Linked DNA regions of Homo sapiens: all the other regions are linked to region 1. A link is a loop called in an ENCODE intact Hi-C map of the cell type or tissue named here. Cell type or tissue: IMR-90. All regions are shown on one strand. Links, peaks and the distances in the headings refer to the core of each region. The heading gives the core; the rest is flanking DNA. Region 1 has its middle 43 kb from the start of PABIR2. Region 2 has its middle 19 kb from the start of MIR450B. Region 3 overlaps PLAC1 (placenta enriched 1).

Region 1 (11,164 bases), core at 3,148-8,147:
TGTATCTTTGCTATTTTGAAGAGTGCTGCAGTAAACATAGGAGTGCAGGTATCCCTTTGATATATTGATTTCTTTTCCTTTGGGTAGATACATGGGATTGTTAGATCAAATGGCAATTCTATGTTTAGTTTTTTGAGAAATCTCCATACTGTTTTCCATAGTGGCTATACTAGTCTACATTCCCACCACCAATGTATAAGAGTTCCTGGCCGGGCTTGGTGGCTCATGCCTGTACTCCTAGCACTTTGGGAGGCCGAGGCGGGTGGATCAAGAGGTCAGGAGTTTGAGACCAGCCCGGACAATATGCTGAAACCCTCTCTCTACTAAAAATACAAAAATTAGCCAGGCATGGTGGCGCACACCTGTAGTCCCAGCTACTCAGGAGGCTGAGGTAGGAGAATCACTTGAACCCAGGAGGTGGAGGTTGCAGCGAGCTGAGATTGCACCACTGCACTCCAGCCTAGGCGACAGAGTGAGACTCTGTCTCAAAAAAAAAAAAGAGTTCCTTTTCTCTGCATCCTCACCAACATCTCTTATTTTTTGTCTTTTCAGTAGTAGCCATTCTGACTGGGGTAAGATGATATCTCATTGTGGTTTTGATCTGCATTTATCTGATGATTAGCGATGTAGAGTATTTTTTCATATACCTGTTGGCTGTTTGTATGTTTTCTTTTAAGAAATGTCTATTCATGTCCTTTTCCCATTTTTTAGTGGGAATATTTGTTGTTTTCCTATTATTTGAGTTCTTGGTATATTCTGGATATTAAGTCCCCATTAGATGAATAGTTTACAAATATTTTCTCATATTCAACAGGTTGTTTCTTAACTCTATTGATTGTTTCCTTTACTGTGCAGAAGATTTTTAGCTTGATTTGCCTATTTTTGTTTTTGTTGCCTGTGCTTTTGAGGTCTTAGTCATAAATTCTTTGTCTAGATCAATGTCCAGGAGAGTTTTCCATAGGTTTTCTTGTAGTGTTTTTATAGTTTCAAGTCTTATGTTTAATCCATTTTGAGTCGATTTTTGTATATGGTAAGAGATAGGGGTCCAATTTCATTCTGCATGTGGCTATTCATTTTTCCCAGCACTATTTGTTGAAGAAAGTGTCCTTTCCCCAGGGAAAGTTCTTGCTGGCTTTGTCAAAAATCAGTTGGCTGTGTATGTGGCTTTATTTCTGAGTTCTCTATGCTGTTCCATTGGTATATGTGTCTGTTTTTATACCATTACCATGCTGTTTTGGTTACTATAGCCTTGCAATATATTTTGAAGTCAGGTAATGTGATGCTTCCAGCTTTCTTTTTGCTCAGGATTGTTTTGGTTACTTGGACTCTTTTTTTGTTCTGTATGAATTTTAGGATTGTTTTTTCTAATTTTGTGAAGAATTATGTTGGTATTTTGATAAGGATTGCATCGAATCTATAGATAGCTTTGGGCAATGTGGTCATTTTAACTAGATTAATTTTTCCAACCCATGAGCATGGGTTTTTTTTTTCCATTTGTCTATGTCATCTTCAATTTCTTTTATCAGTGTTTGTAGTTTTCCTTATAGAGATCTTTCACCTCCTTGTTTGAAGTTATTCCTACATATTTTATTTTTGTAACTATTGTAAATGGGATTGCCTTCTTTTCTTTCATGTCTAGATCATTATTGGCCATCATATAGAAATGCTAATGATTTTTGTACATTGATTTTGTATGCTGCAACTTTTTATTTTAAAAGAAGTCAAGCCTACAGAAAAGTTGAAAGAATAGTACAATAAAAACCCATATACCCTTCATGAAGATTAAACACTTGTTTACATTTTGCCACATTTGTTCTCTCTCTGTGTGTATACATATATATAACACTACATAGAACATACATATATATATATACATATTTTATGAACCATTTGACATTAAGTTGGAGATATCAAGACACTTTTTCAGCCTGTATTGCCTAAAAACAAGGGTGTTTACCTACATAATCACAATTTTGTTAGCACACCCAAGAAATTTAAGATTGACAGAATATTATTTTATTCATAGCCCATATTCAAATTTCCCGATTGCCCCAATAATGTCATTTAGAGCTTTTTTTTGTTTGTTTCAATCAAGGATCCCAAATTCAGGATCAAAGGTCATACAAATTCATGTACTTGTCATATCTCTAGTAGTCTTTCATATAAAAGTTTCCCACTTTTTTCATCTTTCATGAAATATTCATTTTGAAGACTCTAGGCCAGTTATCTTGTATCATGGCCTAAAATTTGGATTTGTCACATTGTTCCCTCATGAATATATTCAGGTTAAACACTTTTGGCAAAGATACCACATAGGTGGTTTCCATTGCCTCACGTCAGGAGGTGTATACAATGTCAATTTGTCCTATTGCCAAGTTGGATCACTTGACCAAAGTAGTGTAATCCAGATTTCTCCATGTAAAGGCACATTCTCCTCCTTTGTAATTAATATTCAATTAATATCTTTAAAGTATGACCATGTAAATATTCTGTTCCCCAATAATTTTCATCTGATAGTTTTAGCATTCATTATAATCCCTATCTGAATCAGTTTTTAACACAGTGGCTGCAAAGGTACGTTTTCCCAATTCTGTTGTTCCTTCCACATTTATTAGCTATCCATTCGTCTGTAAAGGAAGCTGACCCCTTTTGTTTTTCATGTCACTTCAAATTCTTTTTTAAAATTAATCTGTATAACCTGTTACCATTATTGGACTCGTGCCTGAATAGACAGATCAACAAAACAAAGCAGAAAGTCCAGAAATAGACCCAAGTATATATGAAAATGTAATCTTTTTTTTTTTTTTGAGACGGAGTCTTGCTCTTTCCCCCAGGCTGGAGTGCAGTGGCGTAATCTCGGCTCAATGCAACCTCCGCCTCCCGGGTTCACGCCATTCTCCTGCCTCAGCCTCCTGAGTAGCTGGGACTACAGGCACCCGCCACCACGCCTGGCCAATTTTTTGTATTTTTAGTAGAGACGGGGTTTCACTGTGTTAGCCAGGATGGTCTCGATACCCTGACCTCGTGATCCGCCTGTCTCGGCCTCCCAAAGTGCTGGGATTACAGGCGTGAGCCACCGCGCCCGGCCGAAAATGTAATATTTAATAAACAGTTTATTACTGGGGCAAAGATGGACTTTTTAAATAAATTCTATTGGCACAACTGGATAGCCATTTGGACAAAAAGGTAATTTGGTCCCATACTTCACATTGTACCCTAGAATAAGCTCCAAATGGAGCTTATTATATAAAATATTTAAAAAATAAAAAATAAAACCATATAGGTACCAGGTGGTCCAAATATTAAAAAAAAAAACATATAGGCACTAGAAGAAAACGTCGATTAATTTCTTTATAATCTGGGTGTGGGGAAAGCCTTTTAAAATATGACTCCAAATCCAAATGCCATAAAATGATGAGTATTTTCAAGTACATAAAAATCAAAGTAAAAACCTTTTTTTGCATGGCAAAAATCAGATAGGCAAAGTCAAAAGAAAGATGATGAAGGCCGGGCGTGGTGGCTCATGCCTGTAATCCCAACACTTTGGGAGGCCAAGGCGGGCGGATCTCGAGGACAGGAGATAGAGACCATCCTGGCTAACACGGTGAAACCCCGTCTCTACTAAAAATACAAAAAATTAGCCGGGCGTGGTGGTGGGCACCTGTAGTCCCAGCTACTTGGGAGGCTGAGATAGAAGAATCACTTGAACCCGGGAGCCAGAGGTTGCAGTGAGCCAAGAGCACTCCAGCCTGGTGACAGAGCAAGAATCCATCTCAAAAAAAAAAAAAAAAAAAAAAAAGAAAGAAAAGGAAAAAGAAAAGAAAGATGATGAAACTGAGAAAATACTTATAATGTATACATAAATAAAGGTCCAATATCCCAAACATATAAAGAACTTTTTAAATCTAAAGAAAAAAGGCTAAAAAGTCTCAGGAGGAAAATGGGCAAAAACATGAATACACAGTTCACAGAAGAAAGTATACAAATGATCCTTAAATATATGAAAAGATACTCAACTTCACACATAGTAAGAGATGCAAATATATTTAAAATACACAGTCAACTTGACCATCTGGATCATTTGGAGAGGAGGAGCAATGCCAGGTTAGGTTAAGTTCTCCCATTTAGGCACTCCTTGATATCCCTGGGCTTCACCTTTTATGGCACTTATCTGACTTGTAATTACAGTGATTGTTTAATGTCTGTCTTCCATACTAGTTACCAAATGTATAAGAATAGTGACCAAGACTATCTTATTCACACTGGTATCCCCAGCTCCACGCACAAAGTAAATGCTCAATTAACATTTGTCAAATCAATGAACAAACAAACTACAGAGTACTTATACTCACCAATAAGAGCTACCACTTAATAGTTGGATGAATGAATGAGTAACGTGGAGGCAAGGAATTGAATCTAAATCTATGTTTTCTGTAGTTCTCTCTCCCCGCTTCTCTTTCAGTTCTTGCCCACTTTCCATGGCAAACTCTCTCTCCTATTTTTTCTCCCTAATTTCCATCTAATTTCCACATGCTAGCTAAAGTAAAACCTTCAGCATGGCCTATGCTCATAAAATGTGTGCCTAGATCAAAAATAAGAAAAGTTGCAAATTTACATGATAAATTGGATGTTAGCATCTGAAGTGCTTTAAAATGGCCTGCTTTCTTATGTTTCTATAATTATTTTCTTATGCACCAAAATAAGAAAACTGAAAAATAATTTATTGTTAAAGTCATTCCAACATTTATCTTATTGCTAAAACTGCTTCCTACCGTTTCATTGCAAACCTACAGTATTTTAGCTTTACTTTTGTGAATCAAATTGGAACTCTAACCAGCGTAATCTTGTCTCTTCAAGAAAATGCATTGTAGGCACCAAAAAAAAAAAAAAAAAAAAAGAACAATAAATGTTCGAAATGTAGCACATTTGTAAATTGGAAGACAGCTTGTTTATGAGTGCCTGTTGATTAAATTTGTTAATGAGCCCTTAAGAAATTGCCCCTTTTTCTCCTACCACTAGAAATCCTTGATGGATTTTTCTATTACATCTAATTTTCAACACATAGAATAAAGCCTTCCATCTATGTTGACTTTTACCTCAGAAGTTGAGCGAGTTACTTGATTTTTACAAGCCCAGAAAAATAGGCTTCCCCCTAGACAGTCATTGTAAAAGGAGTCTCTTGGTAGCAGATTCCATTTTTTTCTAATACTATAATTATAGATCGATCCAATAAATGTTACTTTAAAATTTTGCTCAGTGGAAAGGCACTATAGAAAAATCTCATGTATTAGCCTAAAGCAGCTTGAATCTACTCCCTATCTTGTGAATGTTTAGGAGTTTTGATAGCCTATATAAATAAGTGTGCTGCATAGCAGCAGTTATTACAATAAAACAATATTCTGCTGGATTTTGTTGAAGCTTTGATTAATGTGAATATAAATTGATAGGGACAACAGAAAGTTTGAGGTTAAAATTTAGGTAGCAACCTTGCCATAACGTATTGTAAAAGTACCATATGCTCATTGGATAATATATGAAAAGTAATGAAAAATAGAAAAAAGTTTAAAGTGAAAATAAAAATCACCATAATTACGCCAGGCAGAGACAGCTGTGTGTTTGTGGGGTTTTCTATGTGATGGAACTCAGATGCTATATGCAATATTTTAGTCTATGGAAGCACTTAAACATTGATAGTATTTTTTAAAGAAATATTTTGTGTCATCCGGGGTATTTAAGTTTTATGGTTTAGCACACTACTCTGGAGAATGGTTTGAGACTCCCGAGTCGAGAAATCAATTCACAGAAGTCCTGTTTCAATTACCTGCAGATGTCAGTGTGGATCTGAGTGTGATTCAACACTTTGTTCCAGGATGTGGTGGGACAGTTGAAGTCCAGTTGTGAACCAGTTGCTTATTAAACAAATAACAGTTTAGTTTGGATGAGAAATGTGAGCTGTAAGGACCTCAAGTCTCCGAAATTTCTTTTTATAAAATCTAAATAAGCATGGATATATTCTCCAGTTACATCCAGTTCACAGAAGATTATACCATCTCGTTCCCGCCCCTGATTGTTTAAACAGCCTAAGATTAGTTATAGTGCTGGAGAAGTAGAGTTGATGTCGTTGGGCTTATTAAATTTGACTCCAGCCCAGATGGCAGGTCTGAGCGATACATTAGGAGCTGTGTTGGTTTACTTTTTGCTGTTATCGTATATTTAAACTCAAAGTTTAAAACTGATGATTCCAGCTCTAAAAGGGCATCATCTTTGCCATTGCTTCTGATGCTTATCTGCTTTTCTACATGATCCCGCTCTTTCATGCAACTTCGTGACATGAAAAGTCAATGTCGATTAGGCTAGGAAAATGTCAGGGAGACTTGCAGTGGCTCATTTTACCAAAACACAATTGTTTCTCGGGCCACGACACAAATCTGCCATCTGTTTCATAAGCTTGCAGGCTTCCTCTGAAGTATAATTTGCTATATATATTGGTACAGAAATTGTTGGTAGCTTATGTTTACCTAGCAACATAATCTGTTTGGTAGAAGGCTGTGGGAAAGGAGGCTTTGTGGAGGAGGATTTTCTTTTTCTTTCTTTTTTTAAAGAGAGCAGTTTCTTCATCTACAAATTATCTTTAAGTGCAAGAAAGGCGGATGTGCTGGCCCAAACAATCTGCCTTTTATACCATTTTAACCTAAATTGCCTAGTAAATGCTCACTTTGGGAGTTATTTTTGCTATGTCAATTATCTCATATATACATGAATGCCCTCTTTTCAATTTATTTTTCTTTTCATACAAATCACTGTGAAATAACTGCCTTGACCTTCTAGCTGTAAAAGATCACCGAGCTTTGGGACTGCCTGCATCTGTCCAGTGTGTATTTCTCCTGTTTCCCAGTGCTCTTAGTGTGACTTGTGGGTTTTGAATGTTGAATTTACATTTCAAGGATGTTTGTCAGGGCCTGGTAGTCTTTAAGTTAAATGTAACAAAATCAAGCAGCCTGCACTGTGTTGTCTGCATTACATTAATTTTCATTTAATTGAATGAGCTGTATATTTCTACCTACCCACTTTCTTAGCTTTCTTATCAGCAGAGCAATGTGTCTGTTGAAAGAAAAAAAAAGCCAAGGGGAGAAAAAAAAGTTTTGACTTTCCTTCATGTTAGTTATAGACATCATATGCTGGTAAAGGTTAGAGTGTACTTTCTACATTCATTTTGAGAAGGGGAAGAAAGTGTTGTCCTGTCAACTTCCTTCATGTAACACCAAGGTATAATTTGCTGCAGGCTTATTGCATGATATTGCCCTTCTGAAAGTGACGGGTTTTTCATTTTAATCTATAGCTATTATGTAGTTCTCAATGAAGAGGCAATGTGGAGGTTACTAACCCACTTCCCTCTCTAAAAAAAAACAAACAAAGAAGAAATGAAAAGAAAAACGAACTTCTATATCATCCTGAGACTTTGAAACTAGTCCTGAGAAAAGACTGTAGCAGAATTGTTATATGGACAAAGTTCCTTTAGCCAGAGCCATCCCATGTCTTTCATCTTGCAGCCTTTGTTTCTGCCCCCTTGAGTCCCTAACTCTTCACAAGCCCAGAAATCTCCTCACAATGTAGCCTCACAGGAAAGCACTGATAACTTCTACAGAGTTGGCCCTGACAGTTTTGCAAGGGACATAGGAATTAACTGGGTTGGAAAGCAGGTTTCCTTGCATCACTGGGAGCAGCCATTAATAATACAAACATTTATTCTTGGTGTTCTCCAGTAATGCTAGTCATGGAAGTGAGAAATTGACAGCTTGAGTTGTGAAACTGAGACCCATTTTTATACAGAGCAGATAGTTAAAGGCAAGTGAGAGAAGATGAGCTAATGAGAGAAGGGTTGACAAAAGAAGAGCAGAGGACCGGGCTTTTGCAACAGAAGGGAGATGTAGGATGAAAGATCCTGGAGGAGTGAATGATCAAGGAGGGAAGCTTATTGTCTTATTTAACCAACACTTCTTCAGCATTGGTAGTGTGCCAGAGACAAGAGATGGGAGGAACAGGATAGAGAGGAGACATTTTTAGGAGGGTGATGAATGAAAACAAAATGGTAGAAGATGCCCCAAAAGTCTTTAGTGGCTTTATTTCTGTCGAGAAGGTCGGAAGTCAGATTGCAGAGGAGCAAGAAAGGAATGCAGCATTCATTCTAAAAGTTTGGCAGCATTCTAGAGACTGGTAGCTGGAAGGGTAGGAGGGTCACTTGTAGAGCAGTTGTTGATGTTGTTGTTGTTGTTGATGGTGATGCAGTTGTCTGCATGAGATTGAAGAGCCAATGGGATAGGAAATAAATCAGAGGTCCCTGGTGAGCAGTGCTGTCCACTAGAACTTTCCACGATGATGGGAATTACATACATTTGCACCGTCCCATTCAGGAGCCGCCAGCACCACGTGGCTGTTGAGTACTTGAAATGTGGCTAGCACAATCAAGAAACTTCATTTTTAGCTTTATTTCATTATAATTCATTTACATTTTTCTTTTCCTTTTTTTTTTTTTTTGACAGAGCCTTGCTGTGTTGCCCAGGCTGCAGTGCGGTGGCATGATCTTGGCTCACTGTAACCTCTGCCTCCTGGGTTCAAGCGATTCTCCTGCCTCAACCTCCTGAGTAGCTGGGACTACAGGTGGCGCCCCCACACCAGGCTATATATATATATAAATATATATATATATATTTATAAATATATATATATAAAAATATATATATATAAATATATATATAAATATATATATATATATTTATAAATATATATATATAAAAATATATATATATAAATATATATATAAATATATATATATATATATATATTTTTTTTTTTGTATTTTTATTAGAGACAGGGTTTCACCATGTTAACCAGGCTGGTCTTGAACTGCTGACCTCAGGTGATCCACCTGCCTCGGCCTCCCAAAGTGCTGGGATTACAGGCTTGAGCCACTGCGTCCGGTCATAATTCATTTACATTTAAATAGCTACACGTGGCAAGAGGTTACTATCTAGGACAGCAGAGGTCTATAAGGAGAAAATAAATGTGGGAGTAAGAAAATGGGAAGAGATGAATTCTAGAGCAGAGTAGGAGGCAGTAACTTAGTATTTAGGAAAAATCTTCATCTGATGAGAGATGCTCTCACATCTCCAATAGCTAGGGGAGTTCAGACCCATAGCGTAAATGTTTTCAGCAACCGAATTGTCAAGCTCATCTACTAAAAATGGGAGAGTTGAGAGGAAGAAGATTTGGGGACCCGAGGAGAAAGATTGGGATATTCACAGCATACGGTATATCAGGAACAACTGGGCAGTGATGGGAACCAAACTGTGGTTGACAGCATGAGTTTGTGGTGGGCCAAGTCTAAGAGGCTCAACATGGGCCAAATTTGTACTGAGCCAAATGCGTGCAATTCCATATAAGGTTCTTTCTGGAATAAGAAACAAACTAAAAGGATCTGGAAAAAGGATATTATGCAATTTAGGCTTAGAAAGTTATGTTTGAGTATATCCCAGCAGCTCTGTTACTCTCTCTTAAACATCTTCTGATAAATTCCATTGGTTTTTTTTTCTGATGAATTTAAGCCTTGATAGTATAAAATGTATTTAGAGGAATCTCACTAGGCAGGTTAGGGCCCTTCTGCCTGGGTGGTGTTTGGTTAGGGTTATCTGCAAGATTCCATTGCTTGTTCTCCAAGCAAAAGAGCTTTCGGGTAGCTCACCCACGCCTCTCTGGTGATAGGAGTGGAGATGGTGGGGGCTTCCTTATAGCTAGAAAAATTATAGCACTGTGTAAGCCCATTGCTATTTAACTAACACTCTTTCCAGATGTTCTTGGAATGGAGGCCAGGGGCAAGATATGCTTATTGCAATACAGCTTCTATTTGTGGGAAAGGAGAAAAATTAAAGGAATGAGCAGATAGAAATGGAAACTGATCAGCTAGTATTTTTCTATATGTTAATAACACGAAAAGAATTAATTATGAACTGAACAGAGTTTTCTTTAAAATCCAGGTATTAGGCAGCAATTTAAAATCTTGATTTTTTGATAGAAATATCTCAACAAGCTCAAATTTTTGACTTCAGAAACAAGTGCACTCTTTGGCTACCTCGTCAGTCCTGTGGATATTTCTGTGTAGGCATTTGGTTCTTGTTTTCTTCTGTCACCCAGGTTGGAGTACGGTGGCCTGAACATGTCTCACTGCAGCCTCAACCTCCCAGGTTCAAGGGATCCTCCCACTTTAGCCTCCCGAGTAGCTGGGACTACAGGCAAACGTCACCGTGCCTGTTTGTTGTTGTTGTTTGTTTGTTTTGTTTTGTTTTGAGTCAGAGTCTCACACTGTTGCCCAGGCTGGAGTGCAGTGGCACGATCTTGGCTCACTGCAACCTCTATCTTCCATGCTCAACAATCCTCATGCTTCAGCCTCCCAAGTAGCTAGGACTACAGGCAGGCACCACCAAGCCCGCCTAATTGTTGTATTTTTTGTAGAGACAGGGTTTCATCATGTTGCCTAGGCTGGTCTCGAACTCCTGGGCTCAAGTGAGCCTCCTGCCTTGGCCTCCCAAAGCACTGGGATTACAGGTGTGAGCCACCATGCCCAGCCTGATTCTTGTTTTCATTGCAGCCTAACACTCTTAGAAAAGGCTGATTCGTGTCAAAAACCCATGACAGTGAGTAACCCTGATTAGAACTCTTCTTCTAACATTAAAATTTAAAGTAAGCAAAATGTGTCTTGTTCAATATGTTCCAGTGGCCAGTAAGGGACAATACGACTTCTCCAGTCTCTATAGTTCCAGCTAGGGATTTAAAGAGAAATAAAACAGATGTTAGAGCCTCAACCTGCCAATATCAGACCTAGGTAATTGTCTTGCCAGTCATTTCATCCATCTGCTGTAAAATATCAAGACGTTCCCCCCATTTAAACCCTGATACCAGAGTAATTCAAGCTGCCTGAGTAACACCAGTAGCTACGACCAAATTAAGTTTTCAAAGATGAGAATAAAACTGCTGAAAGTAGAATTTGGCATGCCTCTAAGAGATAAGGAGTCACTCAGAAATTTTAGAATTTCAATTTGTTCATCCAGGCATTTGTTAAATATCTTCCAAGATCCCTTACCATTGGTGATGTGGGGAGAAGACAGGCGAT
Region 2 (11,164 bases), core at 3,456-8,455, 230 kb after region 1:
CTTCAAACTATTTATTTAAAATAAAATCTAATGTCTACGTCATGCAATGCATGTTTGTGCAAAACCTGGCGCTAAAGCATTTGTAGATGACCTGCTTCTGTGTGAGGGTTTCATCCACAGCGGGGCAGTTCTCTCACTGTGATCTATGGAGAGTCAGCCTTTGACACAAGGGTTTGTAAGAAAAAAAAAATTATTAAAAGAAAAATAAGAAACAATAAGAAACAAGAATATTTATTTATTTATTTATTTATGTATTTATTTGAGACAGAGGCTCACTCTGTCACCCAGGCTGGAGTGCAGTGAAGCGATCTCAGCTCACTGCAACCTCTGCCTCCCAGGTTCAAGCAATTCTCCTGCCTCAGCCTCCCGAGTAGCTGGGACTACAGGTGCCCACTACCACGCCCAGCTAATTTTTATATTTTTAGTAGCACACTTGGTTAATTTTTGTATTTTTAGTAGAGACGGGGTTTCACCATGTTGGCCAGGCTGGTCTCAAACTCCTGACCTCAGGTGATCCACCCACCTCGGCCTCCCAAAGTGCTGGGGCGTGAGCCACTGCGCCCTGCTGGAAACAAGAAATTTTTAAAAATAAGAAAATTTTAAAGAAAAAATTTAATATCCAACACATAATCAAAGATAATAAAATACCTCACATCATGAATGTTGTTTTTTGTTGTTGTTGTTGTTGTTGTTGTTGTTGTTTTGAGACACGGTCTGTCGCCCAGGCTGGAGTGCAGTGGCACAATCTCGGTTCACTGTAACCTCTGCCTCCAGGTAGCTGGGACTACAGGCGCCTGCCACCACACCCAGCTAATTTTTGTGGTTTTGGTAGAAACGGGGTTTCACTGTGTTGGTCAGGCTGGTCTTGAACTCCTGACCTCAAATGATCCTCCGTCTCAGCTTCCGAAAGTGCTGGGATTACAGGCATGAGCCACCGCGCCCGGCCTCAAACACATAAAGATTTAAGACACCGTGTCAGTGGTTTGGGGCTGGTATAATAGAATGCCGTAGACATAATGGCTTAAACAACTTATTTTTCACAGTTCTGGATGCTAGAGGGCCAAGATCAGAGCAAAGCATAGTTCGTGGTGAAGGCCCTCTTCATGATTATATCCTTACATTGCCTTCATTGGTATTTGGAAAGAGAGTGAGACAGAGAGGGAAGCGGTGGGCGGAGACAAGAAAAGCAAAACAATGTACAACAGAGGATATGTTATCATAGTACAGTACCTCACTCAGCAGAGAACAATGTTTATTTAGTCATTTTAATGAAAACACCAAATGTAAATTAAGCAAAACTTGCTAAAACTTTGTTGGGAGGATGGAAAGAGGATAAATGTGTGTGTGCCTATATGACAGTTAAATCCTCATCTTCAATATTTGCCAGTCAATTGGTAATATTTAAAATGTAACATCAGGCCAGGTGTGGTGGCTCACACTTGTAATCCCAGCACTTTGGGAGGCCAAGGCAGGCAGATCACCTGAGGTCAGGAGTTTGAGACCAGCCTGGCCAACATGGTGAAACCCTGTCTCTACTAAAAATACAAAGATGAGCCAGGCATGGTGATGCCCACCTGTAATCCCAGCCACTTAGGAGGCTGAGGTAGGAGAATTGCTTGAACCCAGGAGACAGAGGTTCCACTGAGGCAAGATCATGCCACTGTACTCCAGCCTAGGTGACAGAGTGAGACCCTGTCTCAAAAAAAAAAATTAAAAATTAAAAATAAATAAAAAAATAAAATGTAAAATCAGGAAATAGCAACATAAGTACAGCATTTTATTTATTTGTAAATCTAATTTATCATTTAATTTCTCCTTTGATCCATGAGTTGCATGGAAGTATTAGTTGACTTACTACAATGTGGGAATTTTTTTCTATTTTGTTGATTTATGATTTAATTTCACCGTGATCAGAGAGCATACTTTAGATTTCAAAGCCATTATCCTCAGCAAACTAATGCAGGAACAAAAAACCAAACATGGCATGTTTTCACTTATGAGTGGGAGTTGAACAATGAGAACACATTGACCCAGGGAGGGGAACAACACACACTGGGGCCTGTCGGGGGGGCTGGGAAGGGCGCGCATCAGGAAGAACAGCTAATGCGGGGCTTAATACCTAGGTGATGGGAAGATCTGTGCAGCAAATCACCATGGCACATGTTGACCTCTGTAACCAGCCTGCACATCCTGCATATGTACCCTGGAACTTAAAATAAAAGTTGATGAAAAAAATTTTTAAGACTTACCGTATCTCCCTGAATATGCTCTATCTTGGTGACCATTCTATGTGCCCTTGAAAGGAATGTGTCTATTCTGCTGTTGTTAGGTATACTGCTCTGTAATTAGATGCAGTTGGTTGACAGTAAATTTCAGATCTCCATTATATCCTTATAGATTTATTTATTTATTTATTTATTTTGAGATAGAGTCTCACTCTGTCGCCTGGGCTGGAGTGCAGTGGGTTGATCTTGGCTCACTGCAACCTCCACCTCCCGGGTTCAAGCGATTCTCCTGCCTCAGCCTCCTGAGTAGGTGGGATTACAGGCGCCGGCCACTACGCCCAGCTAATTTTTTTGTATTTTTAGTACAGGCAGGGTTTCACCATGTTGGCCAGGCTGGTCTTGAATTCCTGACCTCATGATTCGCCCGCCTTGGTCTCCCAAAGTGCTGGGATTACAGGCGTGAGCCAGCCGATATTTTTTGTCTATTTGTTCTATCAGTTGCTGAGAGACTGGTGTTAAAATATCTGACTACGATTGTGGATATGTCTATTTCTCTATATAATGCTGTCAGTTTTTACTCATGAACTGTTTTGCTCTGTTGTTAGGTGCATACATATTTAGGATTGTCATGTCCCTAGTGAATCGTTTATTTTATATTATCTAATGGCCGTCTTTCTTTGGGTAATTCTCTTTGTCTTGAAGTTACTTTGTCTTATATTAATATAACCATGAAGCTTTCTTACACTTGTTGCACATTTTTTCCATCCTTTTACTTTCTTTTTTTCACGAAGCATAAATTTCTCCACAAAGGGAATTTTAATGATGGCTCTAGCTTATTCCCTCCCCAAAGGCCAACTGTAGGCTGGGCATGGTGGCTCAAATTTGTAATCCTTGCACTTTGGGAGGCCGAGGGCGGATCACTTGAGGCCAGGAGTTTGAGACCATTCTGGGCAACATGGAGAAACCCCATCTCTACAAAAAATACAAAAATTAGCTAGGTGTGGTAGCACATGCCTGTAATCCCAGCTACTCAGGAGGCTGAGGCAGGAGAATCACTTGAACCCAGGAGGTGGAGGTTGCAGTGAACCAAGATTGCACCCCTGCACTCCAGCCTGGGCGACAGAGTGAGACTCTGTATATATATATATATATGTTTTTTAAATGGCAGCTGTAACCAAATGAAGTGAACATAACCTCAAGATTGTATTTTCTTCACAATAAAAAAGATCACGCTAGAACTGGATCACTTTGCCCTTTCTCTTCTTATCTCCTTCCAGTTCAAAATGTTTGCATTCTCTGAGAAAAGCAATTGGGCTCAATGCTCTCATGTCTCGGTATAATCTTAGTACTTTCAGCCTTTTTCCGGAAAATCAACTTAGTCTGCCCACCATAGCCACTCTACTTCCTGTCATAACGCCACTTTCCCCAGGCATAAAGAGAATGCTTGCCCTTCTTGTACTGTGTCACTTTGTGGTATTGGTGATTCCTAAACTTCTTACAGAAAGTCTGGTGACTTTTAGGAATGTTCACCAGGTTTGCGAGAGTGCTATCAGCATAAAAAGCTCATCCTTTTAATCTTTCTGCGTCTTTATATTTAAAATTAGTCTCTTGTAGATGGAAGAAATAGGCCAGTCAATTACTGGCTAATGACCTTTATACTTGTGTAGGCTTGATTACAACCGTGTTGGGCAAGATGGTAAAACAGCAATTTATCTGTATCTCTGCCCTGCCCATTTCCTTTCTAATTAAAACATTGCTGAATAGCACTTCACTGCCTGCTCTCCTTGTTACAGAAGTAGAAATTTCGGCCAAGCCTGGTGGCTCATGAGTGTAGTCCCAGCTGCAAGGGAGACTGAGGCTAGGGGATCACTTGAGCCCAGGAGTTGGAGGCTACAGTGAATTGTGATTGTGCCACTGCACTCCAGCCTGGGTGACAGAGTGAGACCCTGTCTCTAAAAATGAAAATAAAAAAATAAAAACCAGCTGGGTGTGGTAGTTCATGCCTGTAATTTCAGCTCTTTGGGAGGCCAAGGCAGGAGGATCACTTGAGCCTAGGAGTTGAAGACCAGCCTGGGCAGTATAGCAAAACCCCGTCTCTACAAAAGAATACAAAAAGAAAAAAAGTAGCCAGGCACGATGGTGCCTGCCTGTGGTCCCAGCCACTCAGGAGGCTGAGATGGGAGGATTGCTTGAGTCTGGGAGGTCAAGGCTGCAGTGAGCTGTGATTGTCCCACTGCACTCCAGCCTAGGCAACAGTGAGAAAAAAAATCTACCACAACACCCAACCTCCAAAGTAGGCTCTTAGGAAATACCTTTAGTTCAACCTGTGTTCTTCCACATCTCATTGCCCCTGCCTCTACCACCTGCACCTACCTCCCCCAAGAAACACTATCCTGGCTTTTGTGTTTATTATTCCTTTGCTTACAAAACATAGTTTGTCACATATTATAAACCTATGTTCTGGCCACCTATTGCTGCCTTAAAAACTACCTCAAAACCAGCCTGGCGCAGTGGCTCATGCCTATAATCCCAGCACTTTGGGAGGCTGAGGCGGGTGGATCATGAGGTCAGGAGTTCGAGACCAGCCTGGCCAACATGGTGAAACCCTGTCTGTACTAAAAATACAAAAATTAGCTGGGCGTGGTGGCGCACACCTGTAATCCCAGCTACTCAGGAGGCTGAGGTAGGAGAATTGCTTGAACCTAGGAGGTGGAGGTTGCAGTGAGCCCAGATCACGCCACTGCACTCCAGCATGGGTGACAAGATCGAGACTCTGAAAAACAAAACAAAACAAAACAAAAAATCTACCTCAAAACCTAGTAGCTTAGAGCATCCACCATTGAATTGTATCTCCTGATGTTATGGGTTAGGAATTCAGGCAGGGTTCAGCTGGGTGACTGTTCTTTTCACACAGCGGATGGGCCAGTCTGGGAAGTGCTAGTGAAGTCCTCTCATCCCAAGTCTGGAGGCTTGGTGGGGTTGAGTTGAAGACTGAGTCAGCTGGGACTGTTTACTGGAGAATGGACTCCAGAATGACTGACTTGGGGTAAGCCGACTTCTCATATGGTAGCCCAGGACATCCAGAGATATTCCAAGAGAGCCAAACAGAAGCTAGAAGGCTTCTTATGACTTAGCCTCAGAAGCCCTGGAACTTCACTTCTGCTGCCATCTATTGGTCAAGCCAGTCTCTAAGGCCAGGCCAAATTCAAAGGGAGGGGAATTAGCTTTAGGTAAGGGGAGAATTAGAAAAGCATTTGTGGCAGAGGCTAGTCACAGTGGTGGGCACCTGTAGTTACAGCTACTCAGAAGGCTGAGGCAGGATCACTTGAGCCCAGTAGTTCAAGGCCAGTCTGGGCAACATAGCGAGACCCTGTCTCTAAAACTAAATACATAAATAAATTAATTAATAAAAATGCATAAATTTTAAAATAAATGGTATGGGAGAATTGGGTTAAAAAAAGAATTTGTGGCCGTCTTTAATCTCTCACAGCCCCTACACAAGATTTATTTTTTAGTATTTTTAAAGCCAGATGGTGACAGGGGCCCTGTACATGCTGAACGATCCACAGCAAATGTCACCTTCTTATTTAGGCTTATCCTGATACCGTATTTTTTCTTTCTTTCTTTCTTTCTTTCTTTCTTTCTTTCTTTCTTTCTTTCTTTCTTTTTCTTTTTCTTTCTTTCTTTCTTTCTTTTCTTTTTCTTTCTTTCTTTCTTTTCTTTCTTTCCTTCTTTCCTTTCTTTCTTTTTTCTAAAAAAAAATTTTATTATGGAAAGATTGAAACACATAAAAATATAGTATCATGAACTCCCACATGTACCCATCACCCAGCTTCAACAATTATCAGCCCATGAACCATCTTGTCACAGCCATATCTGCACCCACATCCCCCAACTCCCATATTATTTTGAAACAAATCCCCAACATCAAGTCATTTTTATCTGCAAATTTAGTATATGTTTCTAAAAGATAAGGACTCTCTAAAAAAAACCATAGCCTTAGTATTATTCCGCATTTTCAAAAATAATTCCTTAATATCAATGGATATTCAAGTCAGTGTTCAAATCTCCAATTGTCTCATAAGTGTCATAAATGGGTGTGTATTTTAAAGTTTGTTTGAATTGGGATCCAAATGAGGTCCAAACATAGCTACTGGTTCATCTTTAAGTCTCTTTTAGTCTAGGTTCCTCCATCATGTCTTTATTCCCTGCAATTTATTTGTTGAAGATACCAGGTAGTTTGTCCTGTAGAGTTTCCCATAGTCTGGAGTTGGCTAATTGCATCCCTGTGATGTCATTTAACACGTTACTCAGTCTCCTGTATTTTCTGTAAATTTTTAGTTGACTCTAGAGGCTTGAATAGATTCAGGTTGATTTTTTCTTTTTGTCAAGAATACTTCAGAATACTATGCAGCCATAAAAAAGAAGAAGAAGATCATGTCCTTTGCAGGGACATGGATGGAGCTGGAAGCTGTTATCCTCAGCAAACAAATGCAGGAACAGAAAACCAAACACTGCATGTTCTCACTTATAGGTGGGAGCTGAACAATGAGAACACATGGACACAGGGAGGGGAACAACACACACTGGGGCCTGTCGGGGGCGGGGCGGGTGGTGGGAGAGCATCAGAAAAAAATAGCTAATGGATGCTGGGCTTAATACCTAGGTGATGGGTTGATCTGTGCAGCAAACCACCATGGCACGTTTACTTATGTAACAAACTGCACGTCCTAAACATGTACCCCAGAACTTAAAATAAAAGCTGAGGAGAAAAATAAAAAGAATACTTCATAGGTGGTATACTGGGTTAAATAGTGTTACCCAAATTTCATGTCTACCTGGAATCTGTGAATGTGACCTTATTTGGAAATAGGGCCTTTGTAGATGTAATCAAGTTAAGATGAGGTCATACTGGATTAGGGGAAGCCTAATCCAATATGACTGGTGTCCATAAGAGGGAAATTTGGACACAGACACCCATAGAGGGAAGATGGCCACATGAATATGGAGGTAGAGGTTGTAATTATGCAGTCATAAGCCAAAGAATATCAAAGCTTGCCAGAAACCACCAGAATCTAGGAGGAAGCAAGGAAGGATCCTCCCCTAAAGCCTTTGGAGGGAGCACAGCTCTATTGACACCTTGATTTCAGAGTTTTAGCCTCCAGAACTTTGAGAGAATAAACGTGAGTGTTTTGTTGTTGTTGTTGTTTGTTTGTTTTTGAGATGGAGTCTCGCTCTGTTGCCAAGGCTGGAGTGCAATGGCGAGATCTCACCTCACTGCAACCTCAGCCTCCCAGGTTCAAGCGATTCTCCTGCCTCAGCCTCCTGAGTAGCTGGGATTACAGGTGCCCGCCACCATGTCTGGCTAATTTTTGTATTTTTAGTAGACACGGGGTTTCACCTTGTTGGCCAGGCTGGTCTCAAACTCCTAACCTCAAGTGATCTGCCCGCCTCGGCCTCCCAAAGTGCTGGGATTATAGGCATGAGCCACTGTGCCCGGCCATGTGTTGTTTTAAGACACTCATTTTATGGTACTTTGTTATGGAAGCCCTAGGAGATGAATCCAGGTGGTGGGCTGTTTCTCCAAAAGAGACATATAAGAGACCAGCCCCCCAAATATAAAAAAATTGTAAAACACATAAGATCTAGTTGTATCTCTTTTTGTGGTGCTGGCAGCCACTGGTGATTAATTCTATTCTTCTTATTAGCCAGAATACTTCCATAAAAAGAAATATCCCCTCATGTATTATTTGAGTAGTCAGTGGTAGTCTGTGTCGAAAACAGTATAAATGCTTGTTTATTAAAAAGTTTCCTTATAATTATCTGTCTTTTAAAAATCACTAAAGAACTGGCTTGCTAGCATCTTCCAACAGTAACTAATTAACCGAGTTTTGTTTTGTTCTGTTTTATCTTTTTGGTGCAACAAAATGTTCCAGGCTCTTCCTGTACACTTCTTGACCCAGACCTTGAATTAGCCATCTCTCCAAGGAGACCTGTTCATTTCTGTGGGAAATCCGTGTTTCAGTGTTCCAATCTGAACCTTGCCTACAACCTTGCCTTTCAAATTACAAACTGGCCCATCCTTCTGCCTCTCAGTCTCCTTTATCCTCCTCTATTTTTCCATAGTAATGTTCTCCTCCTAACATACTATATATCACTTATTCATTATTATTTGTTGTATATTAAGTGCCACAAAATTAGAGACATTTTTCCTTTGTTGTTGTTGTTGTTGTTGTTGTTCACTTATGTATCCCCGGTAGCCAGAAGAGTGCCTGGCCCATACGTAGTATTCAATAGATATTTGCTGAATGACTGAATGAATTGCACAGGCTTAGAGGCTGGACTGGACCATACATTTTATCTCATGTATGCCAAAGATGCTGACCACAGTAGAGGAAGGAGGTCTTTTGTGAGGACAGACTTTCAAATGACAATTCAATCTCTTTAATGATTATTGCATTTTTTTCAGATTTTCCATTTTTTCCTTAGTTTGATTCTAGTAATTTACTCTATTTAGGTTCTCAAATGTATTTCTATAAAGTCTTCACAATATTCTCTTATTATAGAACATTTCAAAAATATTATAGAACATTTCAAAAGTATAAAAATACATAAAAGAGTGCAGTTTTGTTTTTTTTTTTGAGACAGGGTCTCACTCTGTCATCCAGGATGGAGTGCAGTCACACGATCTCGGTTCACTGAAACCTCTACCTCCTGGGCTCAAGTAATCCTCCCACCTCAGCCTCCCAAGTAGCTAGGACTATAGGTGTGCACCACCAAGTCCAGCTAATTTTTGTATATTTTGTAGAGATGGGGTTTTGCCATGTTGCTGAAGCTGATCTCTACCTCCTAGGCTTAAGTGATCCTCCCAACTCAGCCTCCCAAGTAGCTGGAACTACAGGCATGTGCTACCGCCGCACCTAGCTACTTTTTGTATTTTTAATAGAGACAGGGTTTCCCCATGTTGCCCAGGCTGATCTTGAACTCCTGAGCTGAAGTGATCCTCCGGCCTTGGCCTCCCAAAGTGCTGGGATTACAGGTGTGAGCCACCATACCTGGCGCCCTGGATTATCTTCAAGGAAATCCCAGATATCCCACCATTTTATGATAAGTATCTCAGTATATACATCTAAAAGATAAAGGGCTTGGCGCGGTGTCTTACGCCTGTAATCCCAGCACTTTGGGAGGCCAAGGCAGGTGGATCACCTGAAGTCAGGAGTTCAAGATAAGCCTGGCCAACATGGTGAAACCCCATCTCTACTAAAAATACAAAAATTAGTTGGGCGTGGTGGCGCTTTTCTGTAATCCCAGCTACTTGGGAGGCTGAGGCAGGAGAATAGCTTGAGCCTGGGAGGCGGAGGTTGTAGTGAGCAGAGATCGCGCCGTTGCACTCCATCCTGGGCTACAGAATGAGACTCCATCTCAAAAAATAATAATAATAAATAAAATAAAATAAAATAAAACATAAAGACTTATTTCTAGTATTTTCTTCATGATCGTTAAAATCTCTACTACGTCTATAGTAATGTTCTGTTTTATTTTTAATATTGTTTATGCCTTCTCTCTCCTTTTTTTTTTTTTTTTGAGATGGAGTCTCGCTCTGTCGCCCAGGCTGGAGTGCAGTGACACGATCTCGGCTCACCGCAAGCTCCGCCTCCCGGGTTCACACCATTCTCCTGCCTCAGCCTCCCGAGTAGCTGAGACTACAGGCGCCCGCCACCACGCCCGGCTAATTTTTTGTATTTTTAGTACAGACGGGGTTTCACCGTGTTAGCCAGGATGGTCTCGATCTCCTGACCTCGTGATCCGCCCGCCTCGGCCTCCCAAAGTGCTGGCATTACAGGCGTGAGCCACTGAGTCCGGCCTCTCTTTCTTTTTAAACTTTAAATTTCAAACTTACAGAAATGTTGCAACAATAGTACAAAGAATTCCTGAATATCCTTTACCCAGATTCACCAGTTTAAAAAAACTTGCCCCACTTGCTTTATCACTTGCCTTCTCTCTGTATGTGTGTGTGTATATATATATTTTTTCAGAAGCATTTGTAAATTGGAGCTATTGTTCTCCTTCACCTGTGGATATTTCAGTGTGTATTTTCTAACAAAGACATTCTTTTACACACGACAGTACAATAAGAAAATTTAGCCTTGATTTGTTACTACTATACTCCAATCTTGACAACTGTTTCAATACCATCCTTTATAGTTACTTTTTTCACAGTCCAGGATCACACATTACATTTAATTGTCTCCTGAACTGGGGAGAGTTCCCCAGACTTTGTGACATTGGCATTTTTGATGCATATAGGCCAGTTGTTTTGTACAATGTCCCTCAATTTGGGTTTATCTGATGCCTCCCCACGAACAGACTCAGGTTATGCATTTTTGGAGGACTACCACAGAAATTATGCTTGTTCTCAGAGCAGCATAGCAGGAGGTAAATTGCATCATTTTTTTCCCATTATTGTTGATGTTCTTTCATTATCCGTTTACAGTGGTGTCTTGCCATTGTAAAATTACTACTTTCCCCTTTGTTATTAATAATTTGTGGCTTTGTTTGGGGGTATATAAGTATCCTATTCCTCATCAAGCTTTCACCCATTGATGACTCTTGCCCAAATCAGTTATTACTACTATGGTTACTAAATGGTGAGTTAGTTTCTTTCTTTTCTTTCTTTCTTTTTCTTTCTTTCTTTTCTTTCTTTCCTCCCTTTTTCTCTTTCTTTTTCTTTTTTGTTTCCCTCCCTCCCTCCTTCCTTCTTTCCTTCCTTCCTTCCTTCCCTCCTTCCCTCCCTCCCTCCTTCCTTCCTTCCTTCCTTCCTTCCTTCCTTCTCTCTCTCTTTCTTTTCTTTCTTTCTTTGTCCGAGTTTCACTCTTGTTGCCCAGGCTGGAGTGCAGTGGCGTGATCTTGGCTCACTGCAACCTCCACCTCCCAGCTTC
Region 3 (11,164 bases), core at 2,673-7,672, 150 kb after region 1:
CCCTTTATAGAAGAGGAAAAGACCAGAGCTTGGAACTCCCTCACTTTCTCTTCACCCAGATGCACCAAGGAAAGGCCACGTGAGGCAGGAAGAGGGCCTTCACCAGGAACTGAATTGGACAACACCTTGATCTTGGACTTTCCAGCTTCCAAAACTGGGAGAAATCAATGTCTGTTGTATATATTTTTGCTATGGTGGCCTGAGCAGACTAAGACACTGGCCATTTACTTCAACTGATTGCCTACATTTTGAAAGTGTTAGAGAAGAATGGTTTATGCTTCTCAGATGGCTCTCAGAATTACGTTAGAAAATATATTTTATTCATTCTTTAAGAAAAATCCGCAAACAATTACCGAGTACCTGCTATGTGCCAGGCACTCTTCTAAGCAGTGACCAAGGCAGACATGATCCCTGCCTTCGTGTAGCTTACAATCTAATGGAAAAGGCAGATATTGAACAAATAATCTTATAAATAGTGATGTTATTTCCAGTTGTTATGTGGTGCTAATGAAGAAGTGAAGGAGCTATGAACAGATATAAGAGGGGCCCATGACCTGAAGAGGGAGGATGAGATGGCTTCCCTGTATGTGTGCATGCGCTTTCCAGGGCATGGTGGGAGATGACAATGACATTACTAGCAGAAAGAATGGCACCACAGGCCAGGTGTGGTGGCTCATGCCTATAATCCTAACACTTTGAGAGGCTGAGGAAGGAGGATCATTTGAGCCCAGGAGGTCAAGGCTACAGTGAGCCATGATTGCACCACTGCACTCCAGCCTGGGTGGGAGAGTGAGACCACTGTCTCTAAAAAAAGAAAAAGAGGCCGGGCACGGTGGCTCACTCCTGTAATCCCAGCATTTTAAGAGGCCGAGGTGGGTGAATCATGAGGTCAGGAGGTACAGACCATCCTGACCAACATGGTGAAACCCCGTCTCTACTAAAATATAAAAAATTAGCCGGACATGGTGGCGGGTGCCTGTAGTCCCAGCTACTCGGGAGGCTGAGGCAGGGGAATCACTTGAACCTGGGAGGCGGAGATTGCAGTGAGCGGAGATGGCGCCACTGCACTCCAGCCTGGCGACAGAGCAAGACTCCATCTCAAAAAAAAAAAAAAAGAAAAAAGAAAAAAAGAAAAAGAAGAGTGATACAATTTGATGGAATAAAGCACATTTACAGTGTTCTCCAACCACCACCACTATTTCCAGAACATTTTCATCATCCCAAAGGAAATCCTATGCCCCTTTAAGTACTCACTCCCTGTTGTTCCCTCCTCCTTGCCCTACATAACCACTGATCTATTTTCTGTATCTGTGGATGTGAACATTCTGGATATTTCATGTAACTGGGATCATATAGCAGTCTTTTTGTGTCTGGCTGCTTTCACTTAGCATAATGTTCTCAAGGTTTATCCAAATTGTAGCATGTATCAGCACTTCATTCCTTTTTATGGCTGAATAATATTCCATTGTACTGATAGACTACATTTTGCTTGTCCGTTCATCAGCTGATGAACATTTGGATTGTTTCAACCTCTTGGCTATTATCAATAGTGCTGCTAAACATTTGGGATACAAGTTTTTGTTTGAACACCTATTTCCAATTCTATTGGATATGTATCTAGGAATAGACTTGCTGGGTCATATGGTAATTCTGTGTTTAACTTACTGAGGAACAAGAAAATAGCACTACTTTTATTGTTGTAAAGAAAAACTCAACAACCAAAACATAATCATATGGAGATATATATTTGTATTTTTCTTTTGCAGCTTGAAGGAATACACATTTGTTGTCTCCATTTTTATGGTTCAGTCCAGGCACAGCTTAGCTGGGTCCTCTGCTCAGTGTGTCATGAGCCTGCAGTCCAGGTGTTGTCTAGGATGCATTCTCATCTGGAGATCTGGAGCTTGGGGTCCGCATCCAAGGTTGTTCAGGTTGTTGACAGAATTGAGTTCCTTGCTGCTCTAGTGCCGAGGCTCTCACCTCCCGGAGGCTGCCCCTCTCTCCACAACCTTGTTTGCTTCTTCATGTCCAGCAGGAAATGCTGTCTCTCTTCAGGGAGGGCTAATAGCTTTCACTTGATTACATCAGCCCCACCCAAGATAATGTTTTTTATGTTTTGTTACAGTCCAGAGGCCTTTTTTTTTTTTTTACATATATACCTATTATGCCATGAATTCATGCGGAGTAGGTTCCAGCAGCTCCGGCTCCTTCCCACTGGTTCTTGCACAGTGTGCTTCTCTGGGTGGAGCGGGCTGGTGCTTCAGTTGAACCCAGGTACCTTTCTCTTTGGCTTCCTTTTTCTCTGAACAGTTTCCTTCATGCAATTCAGGATGCTATTTTTTGGCTCTTAATAAAGTGCTTAATATGCTCAATATGCACATTAATTCTCTTGGCAAGAATCTTAACCTTGTGTTTTTAAAATAATGCCAACAGCACACTGGGTAACAATGTAGGCTCTTCCAGTTTTGCCATGAAAACATTTGTGGGGTATTCCTTTCTGAACAGTGCCCATTCCCTTGATGTCTACAATATCACCTTTCTTGTAGATTCACAGGTATGTGGCCAAAGGAATGAACCCACGTTCTCTAAAAGGCCTAGAGAACACGTATTGGGTGCCTCTTCTCTTTCCCTTTGTGTTCATTATTTTGGCAAAATACTAGAAGATGGTGGTTCTGGCCAAAAGTGATCATCTGTCTTTTTTATTAACTCAAAATCAGCTGATATGTGACTTTAATTACATCTTGAAGCTATATTTTAAAATATTTTGTACAGATGTAGAGGGTACAAGTGCAGACTTCCTACATGCATATATTGTACCATGGTGGAGTTTGGGCTTTTGATGTACTCATCACTCGAATAGTGAACATTGTACACAATAGGCAATTTTCTGCAAAACACATGATTTCATTCTTTTTTATGGCTGGGTAGTGTTCCATGATGTATAGCTACCATATTTTCTTTATCCAATCCACCACTGATGGACGCTTAGGTTGGTTCCATTATCTTTGCTATTGTGAATAGTGCAGTGATAAACATGAGTGCAAGTATCTTTGTCATATAATGATTTATTTCCCTGTAGGTAGATACCCAGTAGTGGGACTCCTGGATCGAATGATATTTCTAATTTTAGTTCTTTGAGAATGGATCAAATGACATTTCTATTTTTTGTTCTTTCAGAACTATCCCTACTGTTTTCCTTAAGTTGTGCTAATTTACATTCTAACCAACAGTACATAAGCATTCCCTTTTCTCCACATCCTCACCAACATCTATTTTTCTTTTTAATTATAGCCATTCTGACTGGTGTAAGATGGTATCTCATTGTGGTTTTAATTTGTGTTTCTCTGATTAGTGATGTTGAGTGTTTTTTTCACATGTTTATTGGCCACTTGTATGTTTAAAGCTATATTTTTAAGCATTATGATAAGCAATCTAGCCAGATTAGTGACAAAATGAACCCTACTCTCAAGGAGGAGAATCCAAGTGAGTAATTCAGCACACGCACATCACTACAGTTAGAAAAACTACACAAATACAACTTTTTTTTTTTTTTGAGATGGAGTCTCACTCTGTCACCCGGGCTGGAGTGCAGTGGTGCGATTTTGGCTCACTGCAGCCTCCGCCTCCCAGGATCAAGCGATTCTCCTGCCTCAGCCTCCTGAGTAGCTGGGACTACAGGTGCATGCCACCACACCCAGCTAATTTTTTTGTATCTCTAGTAGAGACAGGGTTTCACCATATTGGCCAGGATGGTCTTGATCTCTTGACCTCGTGATCCACCCGCCTCGGCTTCCCAAAGTGCTGGGATTACAAGCGTGAGCCACCATGCCCGGCCACAAATACCACTTTCTATTGGCCAACCCAGGAAGAAACATGAACTTCCTTCCTCAAGTTTGAGGCTGGAGTCTTTGTCTTAGCCTTCAGTCACTAGAGTAAGACTGGTGTTCTCCTCATCCAACCATGAACACATTGAGGACAAGGGCACATCTGAGTCATCTCTGTCATCCCAGTGCATGGCACAGTCAACATTTGTTGGTGGAAGGAAGGCAGGAATGCCACCCATCCCCCCCGGGGAGATGGTCTTGGGCACAGTCTCTCTTTGCATTGCTCCTGCAGGGTACTGAGCCACCTCTACCCTCACAGCAACCTCCTCTCCATCATCCATCACTTCAGGTCACTCAATGATGAGCAAGCCAGCTGATAGCACTTTTTAGCTACACAAATGGATAAATCACAGAAACCAACATTTGTCAGACTCAGCTATCCTGATTCTTCTTGTGAACAAAATGATCATTAATTCCTTTAGACGAGTCCCCCAGTCTCCAGCCATTTGTCTCCTTTCCCCATGGGCAAATAAAAATGGGAATCTTATTAGTGGTCTCTAGTCATCTCATAGCATTGCGGGGAGAGCTGAAGCTGGATGAATGGACATCCCTGAGCTTGTGGAGTTCTCACCAAGTGGGCAGTGACTGGGTATGATCCCCTTTGGAGCCTGTCACTGCTGTTGACATTGAAAATACCGGTGTGGAAACAAATGCTGTCTTTGTCACAGGCTCAACTACAGGGGCCTCTCCTTCCCTAAGCTGGCAGCTGAGACTAAGTACTTGAGATCCCTGGGCCAGCTGTTGTGAAGTAAACGCCAGGCAGTAGGTAAGGCAAGATTCAGAACTGGGCAGAAAGCCAGGCTGGAGAGGGAGCACTGATAGGAGGGGAGCACAAAAGTTGGCAAACAAATGCTTTCCAAGTAGGTTTTAAAAAACACAATCTGGCCTCTAAAGTAGACAAAGCACCAATGGGGGGTGCAGGGGTGGGGGTGCTGCCTGAAAATGCCTGCTCTGACTATCAGCTCAAGAAGATTCTAGAACTGGAAAGGCACTGTGAGCAATGTTTCCCGAGGAGGCTTCCCTTGGAGCACAGAAAGATAGCCACACCCTTTGAAGTTAGCTGGGAGCTTACAAAGGGCAGTGTTGTTTCCACTAAGGAAGAATGATAGCCCTGCATAATGGTGTCCTTATTCTGTAAACCCCAGACCTTGTGCGATGAGGGGCAAGTGAGCCTGCAGGCCCCAGCAAAGGGGGAGGAAATGGTTGGCAAAACACATACTTTTAGCTTGCTTACTGGTCAACATGGAAGGTCTTCCCTAGGAAGATGGTGTGGTCAAAGTCAGGGGTCTGTTTCAACTCTCTTCCAAGGATGATTGCTAAATCATATCAAGATACCTTTTTAATTTGATGATGGCTGATGTAAGTTTCCAAATGCTTGCATCTTCTGTCATGTTTGATGTATTTCAGTGAATCATGCCACAAGCTGAGAGGCCCTAGAGATGAAAGGCTGATGAGAAAAAACGGATGAGCCCATTGTTTTACATCAGAATGTGAATGGTGATATTTCTGAGTAGTGGGATTCCTGTCACACAAAAGGGGAAGTCAGTAGGCTGGCAGTAGCTGCCAAGGGCAGCTTATTGGACAATTATTAGGGAATGGAATCCTAAAATTGGAATTTTAACATAGCCTTGATCAACTTTGGAATGCCTATGGTATTGCATCATACATGCTTATGTCAGGGACCACTTCCAAAATTCTGACTCATCTCCCAGGCCAATGAAACCATTTCAGCATGTGAATTACACCCCTGGTGTTGTCCAAGGGAATTTTTGTCAGCCCTGGTGCCCAGGACTGATTCCATTAGGCCTAGGAGAAGCTGTGTGGTGCAACAGAAAGAGCCATGAGGAGCCCTGAGCTCTAGTCCTAGCTCTGTTGCCAATTAACTGTCATTCCAAGTGAATCTTTTAGTGAATCTGTGTCTTGGTTTCTTCAGCAGTTGAAAAGAGACAGTTGAATTTGATGAGTTAGTCTCTTACGGCTTTAAAAATAAAAATGCATGTTTCATAGCTTGGCATTTAACAAAGAATTGTGGATATGTAAGTAATCTAATTTTATAATTTTCTTTAGGTATGAAAGGGACCTTAAACATCGTATAGTCCAACCCCTTTATCATACAGATGTAGAAACCAAGGTCCAGAAAGGGGAAGGGATTTGATCAATTAGTGCAGAATTAGGGTTAGAGATCAGGTTTCTGGATTCCCAGTCCAGTGCATTTTCCACTACATTTATTTTTAAATCAAGTAATACATGAGCATGGTTTAAAAATATCAAATAGGCAGCTGGGTGCGGTTGCTCACACCTGTAATCCCAGCACTTTGGGAGGCTGAGGCGGGTGGATCACGAGGTCAGGGGATCGAGACCATCCTGGCTAACACGGTGAAACCCCATCTCTACTAAAAATACAAAATACCCAGGCGTGGTGGCGGGCACCTGTAGTCCCAGCTACTCGGGAGGCTGAGGCAGGAGAATGGCGTGAACCTGGGAGGTGGAGCTTGCAGTGAGTGGAGATCATGCCACTGCACTCCAGCCTGGGTGACAGAGCAAGACTCTGTCTCAAAAAAGAAAAAAAAAAAAAAAAAAAAAAAAAAAAAAAAAAATATATATATATATATATATATATATATATATATATATATATATAAAATACAGAGAGCTGATAATAAAAAACAACAGTTCTCTGCCCCACTCCTCCCCATCCCCAGTCCCACTCCTCAGAGGCAACCATTTTTTAACAGATTCTGTTGGCAATTCATCTGATAGTTACTTCTGAATCTCTAAATATTACTCTGTTCCCATTCTTGATTTATCCATTTTGGACATTATCTATTAACTCCTGTTATAAAAATGGAAGATTTAGCTCACTTAACATTACTCCCAACTGCCTCTCTTTCTTCTGCCTCCCCATGGTTGATAGCAATATTTTATGAGATTTTTAAAAATTCACTTTTTAAAATAGCATGCTATTTTAAAAATTTACTTTTTTGGTGTACAGCTCTATGAGTTTAGGCAAATACATAAAGTCATGTAACTGCCACCACAATCATGATATAGAACAGTTCCATTACCCCCCAAATCCCCTCATGCTGCCCTTTGTAATTGGCTTCTCCCTTTACCCCCTACACTGATCTGTTTTGTTGCTACAATTTTGTCTTTTCCAGAATGCCCAGAAATTGAATCATATACTATATAACCCTTTGATACTGACTTCTTTCACTCAGTATAACTATTTTGAGATTCATGTATGTGTTGTTCATTCTTTTGTATTGCTGAATAGTACTCCACTGCATGGATGTACCACAGCTTATCCATTCACCAGTTGCAGACCATTTCAGTTGTTTCCAGTTTGATAGCATTATTTTTAGTTATTCTATTGGTTACTTTTTAACTGAAAATCATATACTGAAACCTCTACTTCTTGCACCATCATCCACTATATAGTAAGTAGGTCTTCTTTTTCAGAATAGTAAATGCTTTGGACTGATTGAAAAACATAATACTTTCATTTCTTTAGTCACAGTTTTAGACGGATTTAATTTGAGGGTGTGATTTTTCATGGGGTTGGGAAGGTTTGCTCAAATGCTGTCCAGCAGCCCTATTCAAGGCTACAGCCATTCTAAATGCCTCCTGTCACATAGGGGGCCTTCTCTAGTACCAGATATGCTTGTTGCTGGGAAGATACGCATGTACTTTCTGTTCTGACCGTTGCTAACTCAGGCAGTAGTTTTTGGGAAAAAGACCTTTCTTCATGTGGATTTCAGCTTTTGTCTGTCATGCTTTTTCTGTTCCAGCTGCCTTCACCAGTGAGCACAAAGCCACATTTCAAAGGAAACTGACAAATTATCCCCAGCTGCCAGAAGAAGGTTAGTTTTCTGTGTGTTCAGTGTCCCCCTTCTCTGATAACCAACAGGTTAACTTTCTAAAGGGAACTGACAAAAGCAGAAATTGTCCTTTTACCCAAATGAGTTGTGATTGTTGATTTTTTTAAAGATGTGGATTTGTAATATTCCTCTCCATTCCTACTCTAATTTATACCAGGAAATAGAGTGTAAGTGATCACAATGGAACCTCTATTGTTTGCAAGATTCATATTAATGCATTCTGGTTTTTTAAGTGCTTACAAGATCTAAATTAATTTTTAAATTAGCTAGCATAGTGTCTTTACTCAATGAGTAGCCATTTAAAGGCTGAATGATGTCAGCCCTGGCCATAGAGATTTATGTGTTGTTATATTTCATTTGCATTTTTAACCATCTTTGTACATGTGTTATGCCTCTAGCACTTATGCTGTATAACAGGAGAGAGTCTAATGCCTAGCACAGTACACTACATATAGTAGGTGCTCACTAAATGCCATTTGAATTGAAATGATCCAAAAGAGTGTCATGTATATATGATGGTAAAATATTCTGTGTTAATGCAGTGAGTCAGGCATTCTCAAACACTAATAGGAATGCAAATTGGTACAACTCTCCCACAGGGCAACTTGGCAAAATGCTCGAAAGCCTTAACAATGTTCTTATCCTTTCACCCAGTAATTCTCCTTCTAAGGATTTATCCTAAAAGGAAATAGAGATGCACAAAAAAATACAAATACATGGAAATTCATTGTGGCAATATTTAAAATAGAGAAAAAGTGGAAAAAACTTAAGTTGTCCATACTATGAAATCCTATGCAGTAACATTTATACTATGAAATGCAATGTAATTATTTAAAATCATGTTTAGAAGAATATTTAATGACATGAGTAAATGCTCATGGTCTAACTTAAGTGGGGGAAAGGAGGATACACAAACATACAGTGAAATCCCAAGTGTGTTTGTGTGTGTGTGTGTGTGTGTGTGTGTGTGTGAAGAAAAAAAATGACTAGAAAGAAATAATAGAAATATTAACAATGATTAGCCAGCCATGGTGGCACATGCCTGTGGTCCTACCTACTCAGCAGGCTGAGATGTGAGGATCCTTTGAAGTTTGAGGCTGCAGTGAGCTGTGATTGCACCACCGTGCTCCAGCCTGGGTGACCATGTCCCTAAACAACAAACCACAAAGCTATAATTATCCCTACGTTGTGGGATTATGAGTCATTTTCATTTTCTTATTTTTGTAATGAGCTTATCTTACTTTAAAATCCAAATTTTTTTAATTTGAAAGAAGTAACTACTACTTATGCTAGAGGGCTGACATTCATAAAATCCTAGTAATGAGATGTAGAACCATTTCTCCAACTAGTGTCAAATCTTCATCCTTAAAAAAAAAAAAAATGAGATCGGGTCTCACTCTGTTGCCCATGCTAGAGTGCGGTGGGCTGATCATAGCTCACTGTAGCCTCAAACTCTTGAACTCAGTGTCAACTCTTCAGATGACATGTGGATGGTTACGGCAGTGGTCAGTTTTTAGAAAAATTAAATAAAGCCCAGAAGCCATTTCAGATTTAAATGCTCTGAGGGGTGGGGTACAGTGGCTCATGCCTGTAATCCCACCACTTTGGGAGGCCAAGGTGGGTGGCTCACTTAAGCCTAGGTGTTCAAGACCAGCCTGGGCAACGTGGCAAAACCTCATTATACAAAAAATTTAAAAAATTAGCCAGGTCTGGTGACATGCACATGTAGTCCCAGCTACTCTGGAGGCTGAGGTGGGAGGATTGCTTGAGGTCAGAAGTTCCAGACCAGCCTGGGCAACATAGGAAGACCCCATTTCAACAAAGAAAAAAATGTGAAAAATAAGTCAGACATGGTGGTATATGCCTGTAGTCCGAGCTACTCAGGAGGCTGAGGCAGGAAGATCGCTTGAGCCCAGGAGTTCAAGGCTGCAGTGAGCTGTGATCATGCCACTGCACTCCAGCCTATTATTATTTCAATAATAATAATAATAATAATGCTCTGAGCCTTAGTTTGATATTGAAAGGAAAATATGTTTATCCTTTTCTCTAGGCCTAGTTAATTTTCATCCTTTTCTCTCCATCCCCACCCCTTTTTAAACTTTCCAGATCTGTGGAACAAATGTTGAGCAAACTGGAAATAAATAAAATCCAATGGCTTTAAGATACCACAAATCCCTCCCTTCCTGTGTACTAATGGCTACCTGCCCATTCTACTCCCCAGAGTGAAGGGCTAGAGTCAGCCAAAATGGAGGCTTTTCTGATTCAAACATGAAAAATGCAAATGCTCAAAAGATAGAAAAACTTAGGAAGTCTGAAAAGATTGAGACATAACATGTACAACTCTCCCTCCCCTAGATTCTTAGCTTCACGTGATATAAACTGTTGGGCTCTGCTGGGGGAAAAACCCAATCATAGAAGGCAGATATATTAGTCTGTTCTCATGCTGCTCTGCAGAAATACCCAAGCCTGGGTAATTTATAAAGGAAAAAGGTTTAATTGACTCACAGTTCCACATGGCTGGGGAGGCCTCAGGAAACTTACACTCATGGCGGAAGGGGAAGCAAACATGTCTTTCTTCATGTGGTGGCAGGAGAGAGAAGTGCTGAGTAAAAGAGAGAAAAGCCTCTTATAAAACCATCAGATCCTGTAAGAACTCACTCACTATCACGAGAACAGCATGAGTGTAGGCACCCCCATGATTCAATTACCTCCCACCAGGTCCCTCCCACGACACTTGGAGATTATGAGAACTACAATTCAACATGAGATTTCGGTGGTGACACAGCCAAACCATATCAGCAGATGTATTAAGGACAGTTCATATTTCAAAGAAATCACACAATCCTAGACCTTTAGATCTGGAAGGAAAATATTCCAGCAAGTATAGGGCTCCTTCCAAATACCAGATACTATGCTAATCCAAATGTTATCTCATAAAAAACCACCTACCATCGCACCTCATTTTATACATGAGGAAACTAAAGCCCAGAGAGGGGTTATTAACTATCTTAGCTCACATCATTTGTTGGCTGCTAAGTTGTGATAGTTCCCATATCTTCTGGAAACTCTCAAGTGAAAAGATGGGTTTTTCTAGTATAATCTTTCCTTCAGCTCCAAATATTCCAAATACTTACTGTGTACTTGTGCTTGGATGTTTTGCTAACAGCTCAAGCTAATCAGGTACAAAGTCAAACTCATGGTGTTTCCCTCATCTCCCTGTCACCCAGGATCTGAACCAAAGTCTGTTTTGCTTTTTACTGAATTTCATCCCCCACAAACAGTCTGTTAACAAGTCCTGTCAATTTTTTCCTTCAAAAACTACCGCCAGGTCCTAACATATTGTCAAGGAAACTCAACCTCTACCTCCTTAAAAAAACAACCCTTCTCGACCACTTCAGCCAT

The links. Hi-C counts contacts between places; a loop is a spot of excess contacts. Peaks named below come from ENCODE experiments on the same cell type or tissue, not always from the same donor. Only the 100,000 strongest peaks of a DNase experiment are listed, where the experiment ranks them.
Region 2: a loop joins it to region 1, with 9 times the contacts of the local background. A loop is called at or near these places in 56 of 110 quality-filtered maps.
Region 3: it touches region 1 in a loop (2.3-fold over the local background); 4 of 110 quality-filtered maps call a loop at or near these places.

What each region holds. Positions count from the first base shown.
Region 1 is chrX:134,748,492-134,759,655 of GRCh38, reverse strand. It overlaps a transcript of PLAC1 not described here. Among named protein-coding and RNA genes, the nearest start is that of PABIR2, 43 kb to the left of the region's middle. In IMR-90, for the core only: a CTCF peak has its summit at 5,834 (motif pointing right); DNase peaks (open chromatin) are centred at 5,865 and 6,895; H3K27ac peaks cover 664 bases.
Region 2 is chrX:134,515,294-134,526,457 of GRCh38, reverse strand. It overlaps the pseudogene RPL36AP54. Among named protein-coding and RNA genes, the nearest start is that of MIR450B, 19 kb to the left of the region's middle. In IMR-90, for the core only: a CTCF peak has its summit at 5,390 (motif pointing left); a DNase peak (open chromatin) is centred at 5,317; H3K27ac peaks cover 174 bases.
Region 3 is chrX:134,598,631-134,609,794 of GRCh38, reverse strand. It overlaps PLAC1 (placenta enriched 1), which reads left to right. Exons shown (of 3, transcript NM_021796.4): 2 at 7,673-7,744. It also overlaps the pseudogene RPL21P133. Among named protein-coding and RNA genes, the nearest start is that of LINC00629, 54 kb to the right of the region's middle. RefSeq lists an enhancer at 4,640-5,839. In IMR-90, for the core only: a CTCF peak has its summit at 5,634; DNase peaks (open chromatin) are centred at 5,284 and 5,604; H3K27ac peaks cover 1,458 bases.